Regions from separate parts of the Homo sapiens genome. Here all the other regions are linked to region 1. Evidence: chromatin loops called from intact Hi-C (ENCODE). Cell type or tissue: PC-9. All regions are shown on one strand.

What was found. Hi-C counts contacts between places; a loop is a spot of excess contacts. Peaks named below come from ENCODE experiments on the same cell type or tissue, not always from the same donor. Only the 100,000 strongest peaks of a DNase experiment are listed, where the experiment ranks them.
Region 2: a loop joins it to region 1, with 4 times the contacts of the local background. A loop is called at or near these places in 17 of 110 quality-filtered maps.
Region 3: it touches region 1 in a loop (9-fold over the local background); 102 of 110 quality-filtered maps call a loop at or near these places.

Annotation. Positions count from the first base shown.
Region 1 is chr19:18,407,227-18,415,226 of GRCh38, forward strand. It overlaps a transcript of SSBP4 not described here. Among named protein-coding and RNA genes, the nearest start is that of SSBP4, 8.2 kb to the right of the region's middle. RefSeq lists enhancers at 935-1,435, 1,197-1,296, silencers at 3,483-3,582, 3,603-3,652 and a cis regulatory region at 7,247-8,000. In PC-9, CTCF peaks have their summits at 1,181 (motif pointing left), 1,382, 3,551 (motif pointing left) and 3,752; DNase peaks (open chromatin) are centred at 3,405, 3,525 and 7,385; H3K27ac peaks cover 870 bases.
Region 2 is chr19:18,247,125-18,255,124 of GRCh38, forward strand. It overlaps CIST1 (colon, intestine and stomach enriched 1), which reads right to left. Exons shown (of 4, transcript NM_001396036.2): 2 at 4,940-5,347; 3 at 3,188-3,348; 4 at 2,910-3,053. The coding sequence ends at 3,006. It also overlaps a transcript of PDE4C not described here. Among named protein-coding and RNA genes, the nearest start is that of CIST1, 4.2 kb to the right of the region's middle. RefSeq lists an enhancer at 1,217-2,120. In PC-9, CTCF peaks have their summits at 4,883 (motif pointing left) and 5,092; DNase peaks (open chromatin) are centred at 4,817, 6,797 and 7,787; H3K4me3 peaks cover 1,750 bases; H3K27ac peaks cover 2,148 bases.
Region 3 is chr19:18,345,759-18,353,758 of GRCh38, forward strand. All of the region lies in intron 2 of PGPEP1 (pyroglutamyl-peptidase I), which reads left to right. Among named protein-coding and RNA genes, the nearest start is that of PGPEP1, 9.2 kb to the left of the region's middle. RefSeq lists an enhancer at 357-939 and a silencer at 3,896-4,104. In PC-9, CTCF peaks have their summits at 3,953 (motif pointing right) and 4,155; a DNase peak (open chromatin) is centred at 3,973.

The DNA of each region.
Region 1 (8,000 bases):
GGGGTTTCACCTTGTTGGCCAGGCTGGTCTCGAACTCCTGACCTCAGGTGATCCTCCCACCTCGGCCTCCCAGAGTGCTGGGATTACAGGCGTAAGACACAGCACCCAGCCCAAAGCATGACTTTTTAATAACATGAGAAGACCTTGTTTAAGGTCACATGGCCTTGTTAGTTATAGTAATGTTTTTTTTGTTGTTGTTTTTGTTTTTGAGACGGAGTCTCGTTCTGTTGCCCAGGCTGGAGTGCAGTGGCGTGATCTGGGCTCACTGCAAGCTCCGCCCCCCGGGTTCACGCCATTCTCCTGCCTCAACCTCCCAAGTAGCTGGGACTAGAGTAGCTGGGACTACAGGCGCCCGCCACCACGCCCGGTTAATTTTTTGTATTTTTAGTAGAGACGGGGTTTCACTGTGTTAGCCAGGATGGTCTCGATCTCCTGACCTCGTGATCCACCCACCTCGGCCTCCCAAAGTGCTGGGATTACAGGTGTGAGCCACTGTACCCGGCCTTAGTAATTTTTGTTTTGTTTTGTTTTTTGACGCAGAGTCTGGGCTCAGTCACCCAGCCTGGGGTGCAGTGGCGCAATCATGGCTCACTGCAACCTGCACCTCCTCGGCTCAAGTGATCCTCCTACCTCAGCCTCCCAAGTAGCTGGGATTACAGGTGCACACCACCACACCCGCCTAATTTTTCTATTTTTCTGGTAGAGACAGGGTTTCACCACATTGCCCAGACTGGTCTCAAACTTCTGGGCTCAAGCAACCCTCCTGCCTTGGCCTCCCAGAGTGCTGGGACTACAGGCATGAGCCACCACGCCCGCCCTGCTGGTTCTAGTAAAATTTTAAAAGCCACTGAATACCTTTGGGAGAGTCGTGGGGAAATAAAACGTGGCATGAAGGCAGCCATGGTCGGCCAAGCATGTCCCACCTGTGAGGCTTGCATTTCTTGGCTGACAGTGACGCTGACCACGGGAGGCCACGTCATGGCCACATGGCTCTCTTGAGAGCAGTCTTCAACCACAGACGGAAGGAGAGTTGGCTGTAAATGCCTCCGCTCCCTCCACCCTCAGGTAGGACAACAGAAGCACCTCTTCTGTTGCTGTCTCCCTGAGAAAGGACCCATTCCTGGTGGCCCACGTTGAACCTGCTCGCTGGCACCCCCTGCAGGGCTCCCCTTCCCTTCCTGCCTCTTTAACCCCCAGGAGGGCTTCTGGGATCACCTCTCAGATAATGCCCCTGAATTGAGTCTTAGAGTCTCCTTCACCAAGCCACCAATTTTTTTTTTTTTTGAGACTGAGTACCGCTCTATCTCCCAGGCTGGTGTGCAGTGGCACCATCACGGCTCACTGCAAACTCCGCCCCCCAGGTTCAAGTGATTCTCCTGCCTCAGCCTCCTGAGTAGTTGGGATTATAGGCGCCCGCCATCGCACCCGGCTAATTTTTGTATTTTTAGTAGAGACAGGGTTTTGCCATGTTGGCCAGGCTGGTCTCGAACCTGATCTCAGGTGATCCGCCTGCCTTGGCCTCCCAAAGTGCTGGGATTACAGTCGTGAGCCACCGCACGCGGCCCAAACCACCAAATTAAGACAGTTCTTTTGGTTTGTTTTTTTGAGACAAGGTCTCACTCGGTCACCCAGGCTGGAGTGCAGTGGCGTGATCTCACTCACTGCAACCTCCACTTCCTGGGCTCAAGCGATCCTCCTGGCTCAGCCTCCCATGTAGTGGGGACCATGGGTGTGGGCCACCACACTTGGCTAATTTTTTGATTTTTTGTAGAGATGAGGGTCTTGCTATGTTGCATAGGCTGGTCTCAAACTCCTGGCCTCAAACGATCCTCCCGTCTTGCCCTCCCAAAGTGCTGGGATTACAGGCATGAGCCAACATGCCCGGCCTAAATCAGCAAATTATAAAGGAGATTAGACAGTAATAGTGCTGTGGTGCTGATCTGCCTATGGAGTGGCCATTCTTTTTTTTTTTTTTTTTGAGACAGAGTCTCGCTCTGTCATCCAGGCTGGAGTGCAGTAGTGCGATCTGGGCTCACTGCAACCTCTACCTCCCAGGTTCAAGCGATTCTCTCGCCTCAGCCTTCTGAGTAGCTGGGATTGCAGGTGTGCGCCACGTCAATTGGCTAATTTTTTGTGATTTTGGTACAGATACGGCTTCACCATGTTGCCCATCTGTTCTCGAACTCCTCAGCTCAGGCAATCTGTTTGCCTCGGCCTCCCAAAGTGTTGGTATTACAGGCGTGAGCCATGGCGACCAGCTGTAGCCATTCTTTTATTATTTTACTTTCTTAATAAATTTGATTTCACTTAAAAAAAAAATGCCATGGCCAAAAAATTAGAGTCAAGGAGTCGGGAGAGTAGGATGGTTCAAAGATTTTTCTTGTTTTGAAACAGAGTCTTGCTCTGTCACCCAGGCTGGGGTGCAGTGGCACAATCATGGCTCCACCACATCCAGCTAATTTTTTATTTTTTGTAGAGACAGGAGGTCTCACTGTGTTGCCCAGGCTGGCCTCAAATTGCTGGCCTCACGTGATCCTCCCTCCTCGGCCTCCCAAATGCTGAGATTACAGGCATGAGCCACCGTGCCTGGCCTGGTTCAGTTTTTGTTTTTTCTTTCTTTTTTGAGTCTGAGTCTCGCTCTGTCATCCAGGCTGGAGTGCAGTGGCTCAATCTCGGCTCACTGAAATCTCTGTCTCTCAGGTTCAAGCGATTCTCCTGCCTCAGCCGCCTGAGTAGCTGGAAATACAGGCGCATGACACCACACCTGGCTAATTTTTGTTTTTTGGAGACGGAGTCTCGCTCTGTCGCCCAAGTTGGAGTGCAGTGGCACGATCTCGGCTCACTGCAAGCTCCGCCTCCCGGGTTGAAGCCATTCTCCTGCCTCAGCCTCCAGAGTAGCCGAGACTACAGGCGCCCGCCACCACGCCCGGCTAATTTTTTTTTGTATTTTTAGTAGAGACGGGGTTTCACCGTGTTAGCCAGGATGGTCTCGATCTCCTGACCTCATGATCCGCCCGCCTCGACCTCCCAAAGTGCTGGGATTACAGGCGTGAGCCACCCCGCCCGGCCTAATTTTTGTATTTTTAGTGAAGACAGGGTTTCACCATGTTGGCCAGGCTGGTATTGAACTCCTGACCTCAAGTGATCCGCCCACCTCGGCCTCCCAAAGTGCTGGGATTACAGGCGTGAGTCACCGCGCCCGGCCTGGTTCAGTTTTAAACGGGCTAGTCAAAGAAGGCCTCTCTAGAAAAAAATATGGACAAACAAGAAAAAAAGATGCGCAGGGAGGAGTTCAAAATGGGGACAGGATTTTTGGGGGTGTGGCGTGACTGGGTGATGTTTTCTATATTTGCCTCCTCCTTGCCATGAAATAATTCAATACAGAAATATGTAAATATACATTTGTAAGCCGACCTGAGAGCAAGGGCAAGGTCAAGAGAGGCAGACTAGATTCCACCGCTGACCCTTGGGGTCTTAGCTCAGGGAGGCCTCAAGGGGATGCTGGGGGCGGGACCTGCTGGGATTCTCAGGAGTTGCTACATTGAGTCTCTGCTGCCCTCAAGTGGTTATATTCGGAACCGCAGGTGCTGGCTGCCTTGGCGAAGGCAGGCAACTCCGTAGACCACACAGAGGAGTTCAGCACAGAGGGGACATTGGTAATCTTTAGTCCATTTGCTCAGCAACAAATATTTGTTGAGCACCTACTGTATGCCAGAAAGTGTTATAAGCGCTAGGGACACAGCCCTGAACAAAACATACAAATTTCGGCCGGGCGCGGTGGCTCACGCCTGTAATCCCAGCACTTTGGGAGGCCAAGGCAGGAGGATCACTTGAGGCCAGGAGTTCAAGACCAGTCTGGGTAGCATAGTGAGACCCCCTTCTCTACAAAAGAAAGCAAAACATAGAAACCTCCTGCCCGCATGGAGCTCAAGGGTTCCTGGGGCAATAAATATGCAAAAATTAACAAACAAGATATCCAGGAAGGGTCAGGTGCATGGGCTCACGCCTGTAATCTCAACACTTTGGGATGCCAAAGTGGGCAGATCACCTGAGGTCAGGAGTTTGAGACCAGCCTGGCCAACATGATGAAACCTTGTCTCTACTAAAAAAATACAAAAAGTAGCCGGGCGTGGTGGCACACACCTGTAATCCCAGCTACTCGGGAGGCTGAGGCAGGAGAATTGCTTGAACCCAGGAGAGGGAGGTTGCAGTGAGTCAAGATTGCGCCACTGCACTCCAGCCTGGGCAACAGAGCGAGACTTCGTCTTAAAGAAAAAAAAAAGTATCCAGGAAGATCCAACAAGGTAATATAATCCAAACAGAGGTTTGGGGACCTCTCCGAGGGTATGTCACTGGAGCTGAAGCCTGAAGGATGAAGAGAAGCTGGCCATGGTGTACAGTTGTAGAAAAGGTATCCCGGCCAGGAGAAAACCCAATGCAAAGGCCCTGGGGTGGGATGACCTGGATGCATTTAACATAATCATGTCAAAACATGCTCAATATCAGGTACTTACCAAGTGTGGACTCTGTGGTGTTGTTAAGCCAAAGGACCCCCAGAAGGGAAGAAAAGACTCGTGTCCCTGTACCATCCCGAGAGGGATGGACCTTAGGGTACCACAGGAAATCTTTCTTCCACCAGTAAGAAGAGAGACTGAATCTGGGCACAGTGGCACACATCTGTAGTCCCAGCTACTTGAGAGGCTGAGGCGAGAGGATCGCTTGAGGCCAGGAGTTCGAGACCAACCTGGGAAACAAAGTCAGACCCCCCACACACACACACAAAATAAAATTAGCTGGGCTTGGTGGTGCACGTCTGTTGCCCCAGCTACTCGGGAAGCTGAGCTGCGAGGATCGCTTGAGCCCAGGAGTTTGAGGCTGCAGTGAGCTGTGATTGTGCCACTGCACTCCAGCCTGGGTGACAGAGTGAGACTGTCTCTAAAAAAAGGAGGATGAGGGCCAGGTGCAGTGGTTCATGCCTGTAATCCCAGCACTTTGGGAGGCTGAGGTGGGTGGACCATCAGGTCAGGAGGTCAAGACCAGCCTGGCCAAGATGGTGAAACGCCGTCTCTACTAAAAATACAAAAATTAGCCGGGCGTGGTGGCAGGCGCCTGTAATCCCAGCTACTCGGGAGGCTGAGGCAGAGAATTGCTTGAACTCAGGAGGTGGAGGTTTGCAGTGAGTCGAGATCGCACCACGGCACTCCAGCCTGGGCAACAGAATGAGACTCCATCTCAAAAAAAAAAAAAAAAAAAAAGGAGGAGGCGGAGGCTGGAGCTCTAGACAGACGAGGTGAGGAATGGGCATTGTCAGGGTACCTCGAAGTCAGATCTGGTGCCTCCACTCCCTGATTTGTGTCCCCAGGCAAGTTGCTTTGCTGCTCTGAACCTTTCTCAGACATAGGTGAGTGCCACCTATGGGTCTCTCACACGACACCCTTGATGCCGTGATGAGCCTCAGTTTCCCCATCTGTAACATGGGGAGAAGAAATGACAGCCAGGAGTGGTGGCGCACACCTGTGGTCCTAGCTACTTGGGAGGCCAAGGTGGGAGGACTGCTTAAGCCCGGGAGGTGGAGGCTGCCAAGGCAGCTGGTTGAGGTTCAGCGAGAGCACTGAAGCAGAGCGCTGGGTGCACGGTAGCTGGGGCTTCCAGTAGCTGGCTCTGAGTTGAAGATTCAAGGGCAGGTGGGATCAGGTGGGGTGAGGGGATACCTGGGAGGTGACCCCAGGAAGCTCCTGGTAGGGAATGGGACATGAGACAGGAAGGGAAGGAGCCCTACAGGGGGCACCAACTGCCAACAGACATGACACATGTGGATGAGTGGCGCTCAGCCCCGCCTGGGACAGCTGGGGGACAGTGTAGATGCTCATCTCAGAGGGGTCCCACTCAGGGGCGAGGAGCGTGGGGTGTTTTGGTTTGGGTTTTTTTTTTTTTTTTTTTAGACGGAGTTTTGGTCTTATTGTGGACGTGGGGGAGGGACGACGAACGTGAGGGTGGGAGGTTGTAGGTTCAGCAGAGGCTCCTCGGCCAGGAGTGCAATGGCACAATCTCAGCTCACGGCAACCTCCGCTTCCTGGGTTCAAGAGATTGTCCTGCCTCAGCCTCCTGAATAGCTGGGATTACATACAGGCACGCGCCACCACGCCTGGCTAATTTTTTGTAATTTTAGTAGAAATGGGGTTTCACCATGTTGGCCAGGATGGTCTCAAACTCCTGACCTCAGGTGATCCACTCGCCTTGGCCTCCCAAAGTGCTGGGATTACAGGCGTGACCCACCACACCCAGCCCTGTGGGGTGTTTATCCACCCCCAACCTCATTTTGATTTCCCAGAAAACAGACCCAAGATGGCACACTGAGAATGTGGGGCACATGGGTATCCGGCCATGGGAGCTGGGGAAGGGCCCTGCAGGGGGTGCCCAGGAGCAGGGGAGGTCGTGGGAAATGAAGCTCAGTCCTGTCGGAGACCTTAGGGAGACTGGCATGTCCTTAGACGGGGCATTCCCAGGGCAGGCACGGTGGTGGCTCACACCTGTAATCGCAGCACTTTGGGAGGCCAAGGCGGGCAGATCGCCTGAAGTCGGGAGTTCAAGACCAGCCTGGCCAGCATGGTGAAACCCCGTCTCTACTAAAAATACAAAAATTAGCCAGGTGTGGTGGCAGGCACCTGTAATCCCAGCTACTCAGGAAGCTGAGGCAGGAGAATTGCTTGAACCTGGGAGGCGGAGGTTGCAGTGAGCCGAGATTGTGCCACTGCACTCCAGCCTGGGCAACAGTGCAAGACTCCATCTCAAAAAAACAAACAAACAAAAAAAACGGCATTCCCTCGGCCAGAGAAAGCTACAGGTGAGGAGTAGCAGAAGCTGGCGGTGGGGAGTGCAGCCACGTGGTTAGGCCCAGGATGGGCTGCAGCCAGCGTGCACCCAGAGCTACCAGCAGCTATTACAGACCCTCCTCCTAGACCTGGGATTTCTAAGAGACACCTCGAGTCTCCCAGACCAGACAGGGTACTGGAAGCACTCTGATGGGTGGGGTATTGCCTCTGGGTCGCTCACATGACGTCCTTGGTTCCTTTACGAGCCTCAGTTTCCCCATCTGTAACATGGGGAGAAGAAATGATGGCTGGGCTTGTTAGTGCATGCATTTGGTCCCAGCTACTTGGGAAGCTGAGGTGGGAGGATCACTTAAACCCGGAGGTTGAGGCTGCAGTGAGCTATGATTGTGCCGCTGCACTCCAGCCTGGGTGACAGAGTGAGACACCCATATCTAAAAAGAAAAACTAGAGATGCTGCCACCTTCTTTGGTCTGGAAGGAGGACATTACCAGAGGATGGAAGCCAGTTCCCAAGGGTTAGTATGACTCTGGAGTTCAAGTGCAGGGCAGAGGGGTGGGGCTTCGATGTGTGGCCGGTGAAAGCCACACAAGGTGCTAGAAGCACAGAAGTGTACCGGCTTTGGTTAAGCTTTGTGGAGGACGGACGTGGGGGTGTGAGTTGCAGGTTTGGCAGAGGCTTCTTGGCCAGGCCCTCCTGTATCCCTTCTGTCACCCGGAGTCCCTCGCAGCCCTGTGGGATTGGTGGCATGACCCAGTGGCTTGGAGGGGTCACTGAAGTTCAGCTGTTTCCCGGTCAAGGCCACACAGTGAGCCAGGGCACAGCTAGGTTCAAACCCAGGCCCAGAGCCTCTATCTGTGAGTTTCCGCCTCCAGGCAACTAGTCTTGGGGTATAATCCCCATTTCAGAAACCCTAGCTGGCTGTCCAAGGAGTGAGGCTGTCTGAACACCCCTCTGCCCATGCTGGCCACCCCCAGCCTTCCTGAGTCAAAGGCCCAGCTCCTCCCACCCCCCACCCTCGACCTACCCTCGTGTTCACCAGCTGCTGTGGCTGCTCCCACCCTGGTGTTGTTTGGGTTTTAATTTTTGTGTTGCATTTAGAAAATTACCCATAATTACAGCTTCTGAGAGGAAACGGTCTCCTAGCGCAGACCCGGCTCCCAGCTGTGG
Region 2 (8,000 bases), 160 kb before region 1:
TTTTCTTGGGTGAGTCAAAACCTTGTGTCCAGGCACAAGGGATCTCCTGCTCCCAAAAGCAGTGGCCACAGCCCTGGGCTGGACAGTTGGATCAGGTCCCCAATTCCCTGGTGGCCTCTCTGGGCCTCAGTGGGCCCCTGTGAGCTGGTCCCCGAGCAGCTCTAAGTGTTTCTTTTTTTTTTGGTGGTGGGGACAGAGTCTCACTCTGTCTCCCAGGCTGGAGTGCAGTGGCGTGATCTCAACTCACTGCAACCTCCGCCTCCCAGGTTCAAGCAATTCTCCTGCCTCAGCCTCCAAGTAGCTGGACTACAGGCATGAGCCACCATGCCCAGCTAAGTTTTTTGTGTGTCTAGTAGAGACGGGGTTTCTCCATGTTGGCCAGGTTGGTCTTGAACTCCTGACCTCAAGTGATCCGCCTGCTTCGCCCTCCCAAAGTGCTAGGATTGCAGGCGTGAGCCACCGCGCCTGGCCAGCTCTGGGTATTTCTCAGTAGAGGGTCTCTGGGATCTCCCCACCATGGCCTGGGCCACCCCCACCCCCTACTCACTTCACTCAGCAGGAAGGAGAGTGTTGTCCTGCTGTGCCTCATGCTGCTGGCATCTGTGGCCCTGCAGAAATGGTTCTGAGACCTCCAGACCACTGGGAGCCCAGGTACGGCCCTGTGGGACACCCCCTAGACAGAAGCTCACTCCCACACTCTCTGCACCCTCCCTTGAACCCCAAGGAACTAAATCAAGGTGGCATGGACCACACCACAGGCACCAGTGTGAGACACCCGCCCGGACCTTGCAGCGGTCCCCATCCAGGGACAGCAGCCAGGTGCCCAAAGCCCCTCCCCACACCTGTCCAGGTTCAGCAGCCTGGGTGGGGGCATCAGGACTGGCGAAACAAGGTCTCCTGGCCCCAGACACATGGGAGACCCATTCAGCTCCCAGAGTGGCTCTGATGGTTTCAGGGGGATTACGAGACCCCAGCACCTCTCCTGAGACGCCCCCAAGCTCAAGAATAAGCTTGCTCCAGGAGGCCCAGGCATGTCTGGCACTTACCACCACTGCGGAGTCCTGCCTGGGTCCCATGACCTGCTGGCTAGTGAGGGAAGGAGGGGAGAAAATGACCTGACCAAGAGGGAGGCCCAGGGCTCCCTCAACACCCACTCAGCGGAGCCCCTTAACTGTCTGGGCACCAGGCCAGGACATAATCCACACACTTTCCTTGGGTGAGGCTCCCAGTGGGTGGAGGGCAGAGTGTCCAAGAGGGCCTGAGGGGACGAGAGAGTGGCCAAGAGGGTGGCCGGGCATGGAGGGGGAGGGGCGGGGAGGGCAGAGGAAGGAGGGGGGAAGGAGGGAAGGGAGGCGTAGGAGTGAGGAGGCTGGGTGAGAGGTGTTAAGATTAATTGTTCATGTGTTTGCATATGATAGAGTGAGAGAGAGGGCGCGAAGGAAGATGGTGGTAGGGGACCAGCAGCTCTGGGAAGGGGGGGATTTTATCAACTCAGGGTCTAGGATATCTGCTTCCAAGCAGAGCCCATGGGGTGTGGCCTAAGGAGCTTGGGGGCTCCAGGAAAGTTGCCCGCTGTGCTGTGCCGCCCCGGGTAGATCAAAGACCCTCTCTGGTCATTGGCTGGGCGCGGTGGCTCACGCCTGTAATCCCAGCACTTTGGGAGGCGGAGGCGGGTGGATCACGAGATCAGGAGATCGAGACCATCCTGGCCAACATGGTGAAGCCCCATCTCTACTAAAAATACAAAAAAATTAGCTGAGTGTGGTGGCAGGTGCCTGTAATCCCAGCTACTTGGGAGGCTGAAGCAGGAGAATCGTTTGAACCCAGGAGGCAGAGGTTGCAGTGAGCTGAGATCGTGTCACTGCACTCCAGTGTGGGCAACAAGAGCGAAACTCCATCTTATTAAAAAAAAAAAAAAAAGAATGGCTTGAACCCAGGAGTCAGAGGCTGCAGTGAGCCAAGACTGCACTACTGCACTCCAGCCTAGGTGACAGAGGGAGACTGTCTCAAAAAAGAAAAAAAGAGAGAGAGATGGGGTTTTGCCATTTTGCCCAATTTGGTCTCAAACTACCAAGCTCAAGCAATTCACCCACCTCAGCTTCTCAAAGTGCTGAGATTACAGTGGTAAGCCACCATGCCCGGCACCCCCAGTTTTGTTTGTTTGTTTTGAGACAGGGTCTCACTCTGTCACCCAGACTAGAGTGCAGTGGTGCAATCTCAGCTTACCGCAACCTCTGACTCCCAGGCTCAACCAATTCTCCTGCCTCAGCCTCCCTAATAGCTGGGATTACAGGCACACACCACCACGCCTGGCTAATTTTTGTATTTTTAGTAAAGATGGGGTTTCACCATGTTGACCAGGCTGGTCTTGAACTCCTGACCTCAAATGATCCACCCACCTTTGCCTTCCAAAGTGCTGGGATTACAGGTGTAAGCCACTACGCCTGGCCCTATTTTTTTTTTTTTTGAGATGGAGTCTTGCTCTGTTGCCCAGGCTGGAGTACAATGGGGCGATCTCAGCTCACTGCAACCTCCGCCTCCCTGGTTCAAGCGATTCTCTGCCTCAGCCTCCTGAGTAGCTGGGATTACAGGCACCTGCCACCACGCTCAGCTAATTTTTGTATTTTTAGTACAGACAGAGTTTCGCCATGTTAGCCAGGCTGGTCTCAAACTCCTAAGCTCAGGAGATCTGCCCGCCTTGGCCTCCCAAAGTGCTGGGATTACAGGTGTGAACCACCGCACCCAGCCAAGTGAGCTCCTGATTCTTATCTGTCCCTGCCTTGAGTCTGTGGATCCCCTGAAAGTAAAGACATGGTCCCCACTGTGACCCCAGCACAGAGCCCAGCACATAGTAGGTGCTCAGTTAATGTTTTCACACGAGTCCATAACTCGTGTTTTCACACGAGGCCTTGGATGAATGGTAGGGGCTTTATTTCCTCAGGTTCTGCTCCTCCCCAGGAACCCCAGCCCCATCCATGCCCCCATCTCTGTTGGCTCCTCAGGGCTCACTCCTGGAGGTGGTGGGCAAAGGACAATCTGTCATTCACGGATCCCTGAGGAAGGAACACACAGGGAGGCATTCAGACACCAAAAGGCTCTGCAGCCCAGGTTGGCCCTGCTTGGGATAGCAGCTCCCCCAACCATGCCTTGGCCCCAGGGCTGAGCCCCCAGCCCAGCCCTACCTTACCATGGACACCTCGTCCAGGTTCTCAAACTTGGACTCATTCCGGTGACAGAATCTCACAGCCATGACCACAGACCCGATGAGCAAAAGAGACACCAGCAAACACACGACCACCACCACACTCGGGTTCCTGTGTAACTCACGGGGCCCAGTGTCACCTGGAGCTGGGGAAAGGAACTCAGAGTCAGCACTGGGTCCTATTCCCCACAAGCCTAAGACACCCACCAGGGCCCAGAGCCTTTTAAAATCTGTTCTCAGGAAGCTGACCTCTCTTCCCTCTCCAGTTGAGGCTGCCACTTTTTAATCATGTATTTTAGAGACAGGGTCTCACTCTGTCACCCAGGCTGGAGTGCAGTAGTGCAATCACAGCTCACTGCAGCCTCTATCTCCTGGGCTCAAGTGATCCTCCCACCTCAGCCTCCCAAGTAGCTAGGATTACAGGCATGCACCACCATGCCTGGACAATTTTTTTTTTTTTTTTTTGAGACAGGGTCTTGCTCTGTCACACAGGCTGGAGTGCAGTGACGTTATCTCAGCTTACTGTGACCTCCATCTCCAAGGATCTAGTGATCCTCTTACCTCAGCCTCCCCAGTAGCTGAGACTACAAGTGTGTGCCACCACACCCAGCTAATTTGTGTACATATTTAGTAGAGATGGGGTTTCACCATGTTGCCCAGGCTGGTCTTGAACTCATTGGCTCAGGTGATCCACCCGCCTCGGCCTCCCAAAGTGCTGGGATTACAGGCGTGGGCCACTGAGCCCAGCCTAATTTTTAAATTTTATTTAATCAATTACTTTATTTATTTTTGAGATAGAGTCTTTTTTTTCCCCCCCGAGATGGAGTCTTGCTCTGTCTCCCAGGCTGGAGTGCAGTGGTTCAATGTGGGCTCACTCCAACCTCCGCCTCCTGGGTTCAAATTATTTTCCTGCCTCAGCCTCCCAAGTAGCCCGGATTACAGGCGCCCGCCACCATGCCTGGCTATTTTTTGTATTTTTAGTAGAGACGGGGTTTCACCATGTTGGCCAGGCTGGTCTTGAACTCCTGACCTCAGGTGATCCTCCCACCTTGGCCTCCCAAAGTGCTGGGATTACAGATGTGAACCACCACGCCCAGCCATTTTTATTTTATTTATTTATTTATTTGAGACAGAGTCTTACTCTGCCACCCAGGCTGGAGTGCAGTGGCACGATCTCAGCTCACTGCAACCTCTGCCGCCTGGGTTCAAGCGATTCTCCTGCCTCAGCCTCCCGAGTTGCTGAGATTACAGGCGTCTGCCACCACGCCTGGCTAATTTTTGTAGTTTTAATAGAGACGGGGTTTCACCATTTTGGCCAGGCTGGTCTTGAACTCTTGACCTCGTGATACACGCCCCCCCCGCCCCCGCCCCCGCCCTCGGCCTCCCAAAGTGCTGGGATTACAGGCTTGAGCCACCGCGCCCCGCCATTTTTAGATTTTTTTGTAGAGACAAAGTCCTGCTATTTTGCCCAGGCCCAAATACATAATGTATAACCTGTCTCCCCACCACAGCAAGTATTAGTTTCTCTCTTTGCCCATCGCTGCGTGCCCAGCCGTGACATACACTAGGCACTTAATAAATGCGCATAGCATGAAGAGCTTTAGACAATGGAGCAGAGACAAGAAGCCCTTCCTAGAGCATTCTCGGGGCTGTACCTCCCCCTGGTGGTCAGTTCCAAAACTGCAGCCTGTTACACCCGCCACCTCCCTACAAACACCCAAATCTCTTAATACTCACCTGGGCCAGGGGGCTCCAAGGTCTGGTCAGTGGAGGTCAAGGGCTCCGTTCCGGGGCTGTGGGAAGTGGGGCTCCAGTGCGGGGTCAGGGATTCGGAACTGGGGAGGGTGGAATGGGAAGAGGGGGTGAGCTCTGCACTGGGGGAGCCAGAACTAGGGTGCGTGATTGTCTCTGGTTGTGGGGAGGAGGGTATCATCCTTGAATCTGTGGAGCTGGGGCTCGGCTGGATGGTAGGGGTTGCCCCTGAACTTGAGGGGCTGAGGTGGGTTATGGAGTCTGTCTCCAAACTCATGGTGCTGGAGTAGGATTTGGGGGGTTCCCCTGAACTGTGGGTGCTGTGGGCGAAGGGAGAAGAAATCAGAGAGCTGACAGGTGATGTCTCCATACTGTTCTCTGAGGTCACAATATCTGGAAAGAAAAACTGGGCGCGGTGGCTCACGCCTGTAATTCCAGCACTTTGAGAGGTCAAGGTGAGAGCATCACTTGAACCCAGGAATTAGAGACCAGCCTGGGCAACATAGCGAGACCCTCTCTCTCTCTCTTTCTCTCTCTCTTTTTTTTTTTCTTTTTTTGAGATGGCGTCTCGCTCTGTCACCCAGGCTGGAGAGCAGTGGTGCCATCTCAGCTCACTGCAACCTCCACCTCCTGGGTACAAGCAATTCTCCTGCCTCAGCCTCCCAAGTAGCTGGGATTACAGGCGTGCATTACCACGCCTGGCTAATTTTTGCATTTTTAGTTTCACTGTGCTGGCCAGATTTGTCTCGAACTTCTGACCTCAGATGATCCACCTGCCTTGGCCTCCCAAAGTGCTGGGATTACAGGCATAAGCCATCATGCCCAGCCTTTTCATTTTTATTTTTAATTAATTTATTTTTTTGTCCAGGTCATAGGGAGACCTGAAAGATTTAGGACACCATGTGAGCTCTCAGTGGGAAACTGAAGCTCCCACTCAAATTCATGCTCCTGGTCTGAAGTCCCACAGCCTGGGTTCAAGTGCAGATCAGCGTTCCCAGTCCTCTTGGCTGAGAGCTCTAGAAGCCCTTTGGATATGGGAAGTGACTGCATCCCAGGCAGTGCTGGGCAGCTCCTTTAAATTTTCTGGGACTCAGTTTTCTTTTCTGTAAAATGGAGTTCATGTGGAGTTGGTGCCTCTGACAGTTCATCAGTCAGGTTCATAGTGGGTGTACACAAGCTGGGTGCTCCCAGCTACTGGGGAGGCTGAGGCGGGAGGATTGCCTGACCCCAGGAATTCAAGGCTGTAGTGCGCCATGATTGCGCCACTGCACTCCTGCCTGGGAGACATAATGAGACCTTGTCTCTACAAAAAAATAAAACAAAAATTAGCCAGGCATGGTGGTGCATGCCTAGTCCCAGCTACTCAGGAGGCTGAGGTGGGAGGATCGCTTGAGTCCAGGAGTTCAAGGCTGCAGTAAGCCATGATCATGCCACTGAACTCCAGCCTAGGCAACAGAGTGAGACTCCGTCTCAAAAAAAAAAAAAACACACACACACAATAGAATAGAAACACAGTGGGTGCACAGTGACACTCAACTATAAAGATCCACCTATGAGCTCAGAGAGGATCAGCCCTAATTTTCTCCAGGTAGCCCTAGGCTAACCTCAACTTTAATGGAAGACACAAAGACACAGGCGCTGGGAACATGTCTCCGGAACCCACCCTTCTACGTGTTGGTCCAGCTACTTCCTGGCTCACATCCCATCCCAGGCATGGAGTCCAGGGACCAGGCTGAGGGCAGGTAAGCAGTTCATGAGCCACCTCCCACAACGACTTCCCACCCAGTTCCAGGTGACTGGGCCTCTTAGGCACTTACAAGTTCATTCATCAACTCTCTGCTCCACCCATGCACTCTGCTCTGGGCCAAACTTTGTGCTTCCTCCTTGACTCACCCTAGGCAGCAGAAATGCGGAAATAACACACAACACTGGCCCTGAGAGGGGGCTGGGTCCACATGCCACCCTCCCCAGATCTCTATGTAGCCCCCCAGGCCCTGTGGGGATGACGGCTGAGTCTAGAAGAGGCATGGAACTCAGGCTGGGCTTCATCCCCATTTGACAGATGAGAAACTGAGGCTCAGAGTAGCAGAGGGTCTGGCCTGAGGTGACTGGGGAGCTGGGAAGAACGCCCCTCAAGGACCCTTGTCCTCTGTTTCTGCTGAAATGAAGATGATTCAGAGGCCAGAGTGGACCCCAAGCCAAGTCAGAATTCTGGGGAGCTGAGTGCTTAGTGAACTGAGGAAAAGCTGTGGACTTGAAAAAGGAAGAGTTGGAGGACACAAGCCCTGTTGAGTGCCTGGCACTGAGTAGGCACTGGTGAGCTGCTGAAGGGTTGACCAGAAGGTAAAAATAAAGATGTTTCTAGGCACTGTGCTGGGTGTTTGCTCTCCCCAGAGACTCCTAGACTGGGAGGCTCACATGAGCCAAGTCAACCAGTTCTAATCTGGGTCTGGGACAAGCTGGACTGAGCCTCAGTTTCCTGAGCTATGAAATGGGGATAAAAGTGGTGCCTTCTGAATGAAACCCTTCCCTGCAATGAGCATTTCAGCAGCCATGGTGGCCTCTGCTCTGCTATTACAGGTCTGTGGGGTAGGACACCGGTCAGAGAGAGTGACAACATAGTGGCAGGTAAAGGGCAGAAAAAGGGAATGCGAGAAGCTCAAGGCTCCTCCCCTCCACCCTAGGCACTGTCTTATAGGAGAGCAAGAGGGAATTAAGTCAGACACCCAGAAGAACTTCTCATGGGAACCACAGATGTTTGATGACCAGGAAGTGAGTCCCTGTTCCCTGGAACCCCCATGGCCCTGAGGTCTTCACCATTCTCCCTTTGGGGATTGGCTAAAAGCAACAGATTTGAAAAGGAGCCCAAAAGTAGGTGTGAGGCCATCTGTGGCCTCCAGCAGGTTCAGGGCTCACTGGAGTTGCAGGACCCACAGCCCCAGGGCTTGGGAGCAGCGGTGCCTCATCTGTCCTCACAGCTGCTCCGTTTGTTTCTGGGGGAAAACCCAGCCTTCCTCGGAGGGTTGGCGGACCAGCGTGGCCTGAG
Region 3 (8,000 bases), 61 kb before region 1:
GCCAGGCACAGCGGCTCACGCCTGTAATCCTAGCGCTTTGGAAGGCTGAGGCGGGCAGATCGCTTGAGGTCAGGAGTCAAGACCAGCCTGACCAATATGGTGAAACCCTGTCTCTACTAAAAATACAAAAATTAGCCAGAAATCACTTGAACCCAGGAGGCAGAGGTTGCAGTAAGCCGAGATTGTGCCACTGCACTCCAGCCTGGGTGACAAAGCGAGACTCTGTCTCAAAAAAAAAAAAGAAATTTTACATATGTGCACCCCCAAGGGCCAGGTCAAGATCTCGAACATTCTCTGGTTCTTCCTCGCATTCTTCACAGAAGCCCCACATAGCCTCTCCCCCAAGTACTCCCAAGCCCTCCCGATGTAAACCTCTGCAGACTTTTTTGCGCCAGTAGGTGAATTTTGCCTGTTCCAGAAGTTGGCAGGAACAAGCAGCTTCCAGGTGCCACACCTCTGCGAGAACCGCCCCTGGAGTTGCTGCTTGGTTCCTTCCTGTCCTGGATTTGCCTGTTAGAAAGGTGTCACTGCTGGATGGGTTGAATCCATTCCTCCAAAAAATGTGCCCTGGAGTGTTGTTGGTGTAATGCAGGCAACTGTTGCCAGGCGTCACCTCCACCCAAAGATGGGTGTTTTGTTCTGCACTGTGGGTGGCAATTGCTTCCTGCCGTGACCGATTTTTCGGAAGCTCCTCATCCTTCAGGGACCCCCTAAGTACTTCTCTGTGTCTCTCCCCTCTTGCTCCCTCTGGGTCTCTCTCTGTCTCTTTCCTTTCTTCTATCTGTTCATATCTGTGTCTCTCTTCATCTCTCTGTCTCTTCTGTCTCTCTCTCTGTCACTTTCACCTTCTCTATCTGTGTGTGTCTGTTTCTCTCTTTTTTTTTTTTTTTTTTTTTTTTGAGACAGAGTTTCGCTCTTGTTGCCCAGGCTGTAGTGCAATGGCACAATCTCAGCTCACCGCAACCTCCGCCTCCCAGGTTCAAGCAATTCTCCTGCCTCAGCCTCCTGAGTAGCTGGGATTACAGGCATGTACCACCACGCCCAGCTAATTTTGTATTTTTAGTAGAGACAGGGTTTCTCCATGTTGGTCAGGCTGGTCTTGAACTCCCGACCTCAGGTGATTCGCCCACCTCGGCCTCCCAAAGTGCTGGGATTACAGGTGTGAGCCACCGCACCCGGCTGTTTCTCTCTCTTGTGTCTTTCTTCCTCTCCCTCTCGTCTCTTTCTGCCTCTCTCTCTCTGGGTTTCTCTGTTCCTTCCCACCTCGTCCCTTCTTTCTCTCTCCGTTTCTCTCTTTCTCGCTCTCTTTTTTTTTTGAGACAGGGTCTCACTCTGTCGTCCAGACTGGAGTGGAGTTCAATGGTCGATTGAACGAGTGAGGTGAGCAATCTCAGCTCACCTCATCCTTGACCTCCCGGGCTCAGGTGATCCTCCCGCCCCAGCTTCCCCATTAGCTGGGACTACAGGCATGCACCACCACACCCAGCTAATTTTTTTTTCTTTCTTTCTTTCTTTTTTTTTTTTTTTTTTGTAGAGATGGGATTTGGCTATGTTGCCCAGACTGGTCTCAAACTCCTGGGCTCAAGCCATCCTCCTGTCTTAGCCCCTCAAAGTGCTGGGATTACAGGCATAAACCTCCATGCCCATCCTTCTCTGTTTCTCTCTGTCTCCCTGTCTCTCTCTCTCTCTGGGTCTTACTATCTCTTCCCCTTTCTCTCTCTTCCTCTCTATCTTTGTTAATCTCCGTGTGTCTCAGTTTCTCTCCCTGTGTGTGTCTCTGTCTCCTTGTTTCTTTCTCTCTGAATCTGTCTCTTTCCCCTTCTCTCTCTCCCCATTTCTGTTTCTCTCTGACTCCATCTCTCTGTCTCTGTCTCTCCTTTTTTTTTTTTTTTTGAGACAGGGTCTCACTCTGTCACCCAGGCTGGAGTACAGTGGTGCCATCTTGGCTCACTGCAACCTCTGCCTCCCGAGTTCAAGTGATTCTCCCGTCTCAGCCTCCCAAGTAGCTGGGACTACAGGTGCACGCCACCACGCCCAGCTAATTTTTGTATTTTCAGTAGAGACGGGGTTTCACCATATTGGTCAGGCTGGTCTCGAACTCCTGACCTCGTGATCCGCCTGCCTTGGCCTCCCAAAGTGCTGGGATTACAGGCATGAGCCACCGCGCCCGGCCTGTCTCCGTCTCTTCTGATCCTTTCTCTTTGTCCCCTGGGTGAAGTCATGCCCACAGCATAGGTGGAACTGTTTCCCACCCGCAGTGTTCAGGAGGTGGGAGTTGGTGGGGTACAGAGGGGACCCCCCCTTGTCTTTCCTGGGATGGCAGCTTCCCCCAGCACCCCAAGCACGAGGCACCATGTGTCTCGTGTGTCCCGTCTCCCCTACCTCTCAGGGTGGACTGGGGCACTGGCTGTGTTTCTCTTCCGAGGAGGTGCAGGTGGGTGTTAAGGGCTGGGGAGCTCCGGGGCTCGGGGCCATCTGGGGTGTCTCTTGCCAAAGCTGGGTGAGGAGGACCCGGGTCACAGAACTTGGTAACATCACGGGACAATTGCTGCCACAGTGAGTCTAGACAGACCTGCTAAGGATATTACCAGGGAACAAAGAGGGTCTTTGTCGTGGGGTCAGGGGAATCGGTCAGACGAGGCTGCGCGGCGGGGTCCTGTCAGGTAGATGGGGTGTAGACAATGGGGCGTCTGCCCGAGCCCCGTCCTTTCACGGTGTATGCTTTGATGGTGCATGAGGCCGGGTGTGCTGCTGGCAAAGTGATGTGGGACTTGGGGTGCCCTGCCCCCCTTCTCCCGGAGGAGAACCATCCAACCCTTTTGGAACAGAGCGTGTTCAGAGGCTAAGACTTCAGCCAGATTACCAGCCACACACTTCCTTCTAGTGCCAGATACACTGTATGGCAGGTGGCTCCCTGCCGTTACCCTATTTAAAATTGAGTGATAATTTACATCAGGCAATGTGAACAGACCTTAAGTTTCCCTATCACTTTGGTGAGAAACTTTTTTTTTGTTTTGAGATGGGGTCTTGCTCTGTTGCCTAGGTTGGAGCGCAGTGGTACAATCATAGCTCACTGCAGCCTCGACCTCCTGGGCTCCGGTGATCCTCTTGCCTCAGCCTCCCAAGTAGCTGGGACTACAGGCATGCACCACCATGCCTGGCTAATTTTTTAAATTTTATTTTTTGTAGAGATGGGATCTCACTATATTGCCCTGGCTGGTCTTGAACTTCCGGGCTCAAATGATCCTTCCACCTCGGCCTCCCAAAGAAGCTGGGATTATAGGTGTGAGCCACCGAGCCCTGCCATCAGGTGGGTCTTGGCAAACACACACATGAACACCTCTCTTGTGACTGCAGGTCTTGGGGTATGTGTATATGCTGACAGTGGTTTTCTTTCTTTCTTGTTTTTTTGTTTGTTTGTTGTTTTTTATTTTTGTTTTTGAGACAGAATCTCACTCTGTCATCCAGGCTGGAGGGCAGTGGTGCAATCTCAGCTCACTGCAACCTCCACCTCCCGGGTTCAAGTGATTCTCATGCCTCAGCCTCCTGGGTAGCTGGGACTCAGCTAATTTTTGTATTTTTAGTAGAGACAGGGTTTCGCCATGTTGGCCAGGCTGATCTTGAACTCCTGGCCTCAAGCAATCCTCCTGCCTCAGCCTCCCAAATCGCTGGGATTACAGGTGTGAGCCACCCACCCCTGACCCTATTTTTCTGAATACAGCTTTCCCTGTTGATTTTTAAAGTAACACATCCCATGAGACTCAAGACATCACCTTGTGCCCATTAGGGAAAAGACAGAAAAGAGGCAGATCTGTTGATATGGGACTATGGGTTGTTTTATTTTATTGTTTTTGATTTTGTAAAACACTGAAATGGTTTAAAAGTCAAAATCATGCGATGAGTTTTTTGCATAGAAGTCTCCCTCCCGTCCCCATCGCCGCTCCCATTCCTTCCTTGCCCAGAAGGTGGCACAGTCTCGCCACGGGTCATGCCGGGAAATCCCTCCAGGTTGGTCCAAACAGAGATTACTCATTCTTTTAAATATTTTCATTTTGTTTTTAATTTTGATGAAATCCAGTTTATCAATTATTTTTCTTTTATTGTCTGTGCTTTTCGTGTCATTTGGTGTGTGGGGGCTTTTTGGTCTTTTTTCGAGATGGGGTCTCACTGTGTTGCCCAGGCTGACCTCAAACTCCTGGCCTCAAGTGGTCCGCCCCAGTAGCTGGGATTACAGGCATGAGCCACTGTGCCTGGCTGCTGATTTGTTTTTTGTTTGTTGGTTTGTTTTGAGACACAGCGAGACTCTAGCTGGAGTGCAGTGGTGTGATCTTGGCTCACTGCAACCTCCACCTCCCAAGTTCAAGCGATTCTCCTGCCTCGCCCTCCCGAGTAGCTGGGACTACAGGCATGCGACACCACGCCTGGCTAATTTTTTTGTGTATTTTTAGTAGAGACGGGGTTTCACCATGTTGGCCAGGCTGGTCTGAAACTCCTGACCTCAAATGATCTATCCATCTCGACCTTCCAAAGTGCTGGGATTACAGGCATGAGCCACTGCACCCGGCCTGTTGATTTGTTTTTAAGAGAAAAGAGCTCTGTGGGTCTCCTCTTGGAGATTAGGGGAAGACGCATTTATAAACGGTAAAATTTTCTCCTCTGGGACGTATTGAATATGAGGTGGGAAAACCAGGCTTCAGTGTAACGATCTCTCTCAATAGCAAGTATGTATTGACTGATCTGCAGTGCAGCAATGCCCCTACTTGGCATTTATGCCCCACCCATCAGCATGAGAAGTTTGCATGAGGACGTTCACTGCAGCTTGGCTTTACAGTAAGGAAAATTAGAAGCCACTTAGATGTTCCAATGTAGGGGAATGTTTAAATCCATAGCGACCAGTTTCTGAGGTGGAGTATTATGCAGCAGAGAAAAGGATGCGCTGAGATCTCCGTATAGTAATGTAGACAGATCTCTGAAATAGACTGCTGAGTGGAGCAAACAGAGTTGCAGGATAAAATCAATGGCTGGGCACAGTGGCTCATGCCTGTCATCCCAGCACTTTGGGAGGCCGAGGTAGGAAGATCGCTTGAGCCCTGGAGGTCAAGGCTGCAGCGAGCGCTGATGGCGCCACTGCACTCCAGCCTCAGTGACCAGAGCTGGACCCTGTCTCAGAATTGCTTTTTTACTGCCTATGAATGGAAAAGCAGCAGTAAATCTTTTTAAAAACTTTACTTTTGGCCGGGCACAGTGGCTCACGTCTGTAATCCCAGCATTTTGGGAGGCCAAGGTGGGCGGATCATGAGGTCAGGAGATGGAGACCATCCTGGCCAACATGGTGAAACCCCGTCTCTACTAAAAATACAAAAATAAGCGGGGCATGGTGCCTGTAATCCCAGCTACTCGGGAGGCTGAGGCAGGAGAATCACTTGAACCCAGAAGGTGGAGGTTGCAGTGAGCTCAGATCGCGCCACTGCACTCCAGCCTGGGTGACAGAATGAGACTCCATCTCAAAAAAACCAAACAAAACTTTACTTTTAAGTGCTGTTGGACTTTGTCTCAATGCAATTTTTAAAAAAGGATAAAATCAGGCCAGGCATGATGGCTCTTGCCTGTAATCCCAGCACTTTGGGAGGCTGAGGCAGGCGGATCACCTGAGGTCGGAAGTTGGAGACCAGCCTGACCAACATGGAGAAACCCTGTCTCTACTAAAAGTACAAAATTAGCCAGGCGTAGTGGTGCATGCCTGTAATCCCAGCTACTTGGGAGGCTGAGGCTGGAGAATCACTTGAACCCAGGAGGTGGAGGTTGCGATGAGCCGAAATCCCGCCATTGCACTCCAGCCTGGGCAACAAAAGCAAAACTCCGTCTCAAAAAAAAAAAAAAAAAAGAAGATAAAATCGATGTAAAAACAAGCCAGATGTGGTGGTACATGCCTGTAGTCTCAACTAAGGCTAAAGTGGGAGGATCGCTTGAGTCTAGGAGTTCAAGACCAGCCTGGGCAATGTAGCAAGACCCCATCTCTAAAAGAAAAAATTCTATGGGATTTCTCAGGTGTGTGAATAATAGATTAGAAACAGGTCTGCATGGGGCTGAGTGCAGTGGCTCATGCCTGTAATCCCGGCACTTTGAGAGGCCAAGGGGGGGCTGATCACTTGATCTCAGGAATTGAAGACCATCCTGGCCAACATGACGAAACCCTGTCTCTACTAAAAATACAAAAATTAGTTGGGTGTTGGCCGGGCGCGGTGGCTCACGCCTGTAATCCCAGCACTTTGGGAGGCCGAGATGGGCGGATCACGAGGTCAGGAGATCGAGACCATCCTGGTTAACACGATGAAACCCCGTCTCTACTAAAAATACAAAAAAATTAGCCGGGCATGCTGGTGGGTGCCTGTAGTCCCAGCTACTCCGGAGGCTGAGGCAGGAGAATGGCGTGAACCCGGGAGGCGGAGCTTGCAGTGAGCCAAGATTGCGGCACGCCAGCCTGGGTGACAGAGCGAGACTCCGTCTCAAAAAAAAAAAAAAAAAAAAATTAGTTGGGTGTTTTCCCAGTACTCGGGAGTACTGTAATCCCAGTACTCGGGAGGATGAGGCAGAAGGAACTCTTGAGGCCGGGAAGCAGAGGTTGCAGTAAGACAAGATCATACTACTGAATGATTTTTGATAATCCATCTCAAAAAAAAAAAAGAAAGAAAGAAACAGGTCTACATGATGTGTGCCCTGTCACCTCTGTGGTGTGAAGATGGGAATTAGTGTAGGTTTGTTGACGGAACGGATGGTGGGGCCTTTGAAAAATATAATTGTCTTTTTTTTTTTGAGACAGAGTCTTGCTCTGTCGCCCAGGCTAGAGTGCAGTGGCACAATCTGGGCTCGCACTGCAACCTCCACCTCCCAGATTCAAGCCATTCTCATGCCTCAGCCTCCCGAGTAGCTGGGAGTACAGGTGCGCACCATCACGCCCAGATAATTTTTGTATTTTTCATAAAGACAGGGTTTTTCCATGTTGACCAGGGTAGTCTCGAACTCCTGACCTCAGGTGATCCTCCCGCCTCGGCCTCCCAAAGTGCTGAGATTACAGGCGTGAGCCACCGTACTCAGCCACCTCTCACTATTATTCAACTTTTTCTGGGATACTGCTGAGTTACTTGGAAACAGGTTGAATCTTTTTTTTTTTTCCTTGAGACAGAGTTCTACTCTTGTCACCCAGGCTGGAGTGCAGTGGCACAATCTCGGCTCACTGCAATCTCTGCCTCCCAGGTTCAAGCCATACTCCTGCCTCAGCCTCCTGAGTAGCTGGGATTACAGGCACCTGCCACCATGCCCGGCTAATTTTTGTATTTTTTAGTAGAGACGGGGTTTCACCACGTTGGCCAGGTTGATCTTGAACTCCCGACCTCAGGTGATCCACCCACCTCAGCCTCCCAAAGTATTGGAATTACAGGCATGAGCCACCGGGCCTGGTTCATTTTTTTTTTTTTTTGAGACAAGGCCTTGCCCCGTTGCCCAGGCCATAGCGCAGTGGTGCAATCTTTGCTCACTGCATGCAGCCTCCCCCTCCCTGGCTCAAGCAATCCTCCCACCTTAGCCTCCCAATTAGCTGAGACTGCAGGCATGTGCCACCACATCCAGCTAATTTGTATTTTCGAGTTTTGCCGTATTGGCCAGGCTGGTCTTCAACTCCTGGGCTAAAGCAATCCTCCTGCCTTGGCCTCCTAAAGCACTGGGATTACAGGCATGAGCCACTGTACCTGGCCAAATTAATCATTTTAAAGTATATAATTGCATGGCATTAAGTACACTCACTGTGTTGCGCAACCATCATCTCTATCTAGTTCCAGAACATTCCATCACCCGAAAAGGAGACCCTGTCCCCATCAGTAGCCATTCTCCATTCCCCTCCCTCAGCCCCTGGCAGCCACTCGTCTGCTTCCTGTCTCTATGGATTTGCCTGCTCTGGGCATTTCATATCAATGGAATCATACAATATGTGGCCTTTTGTGTCT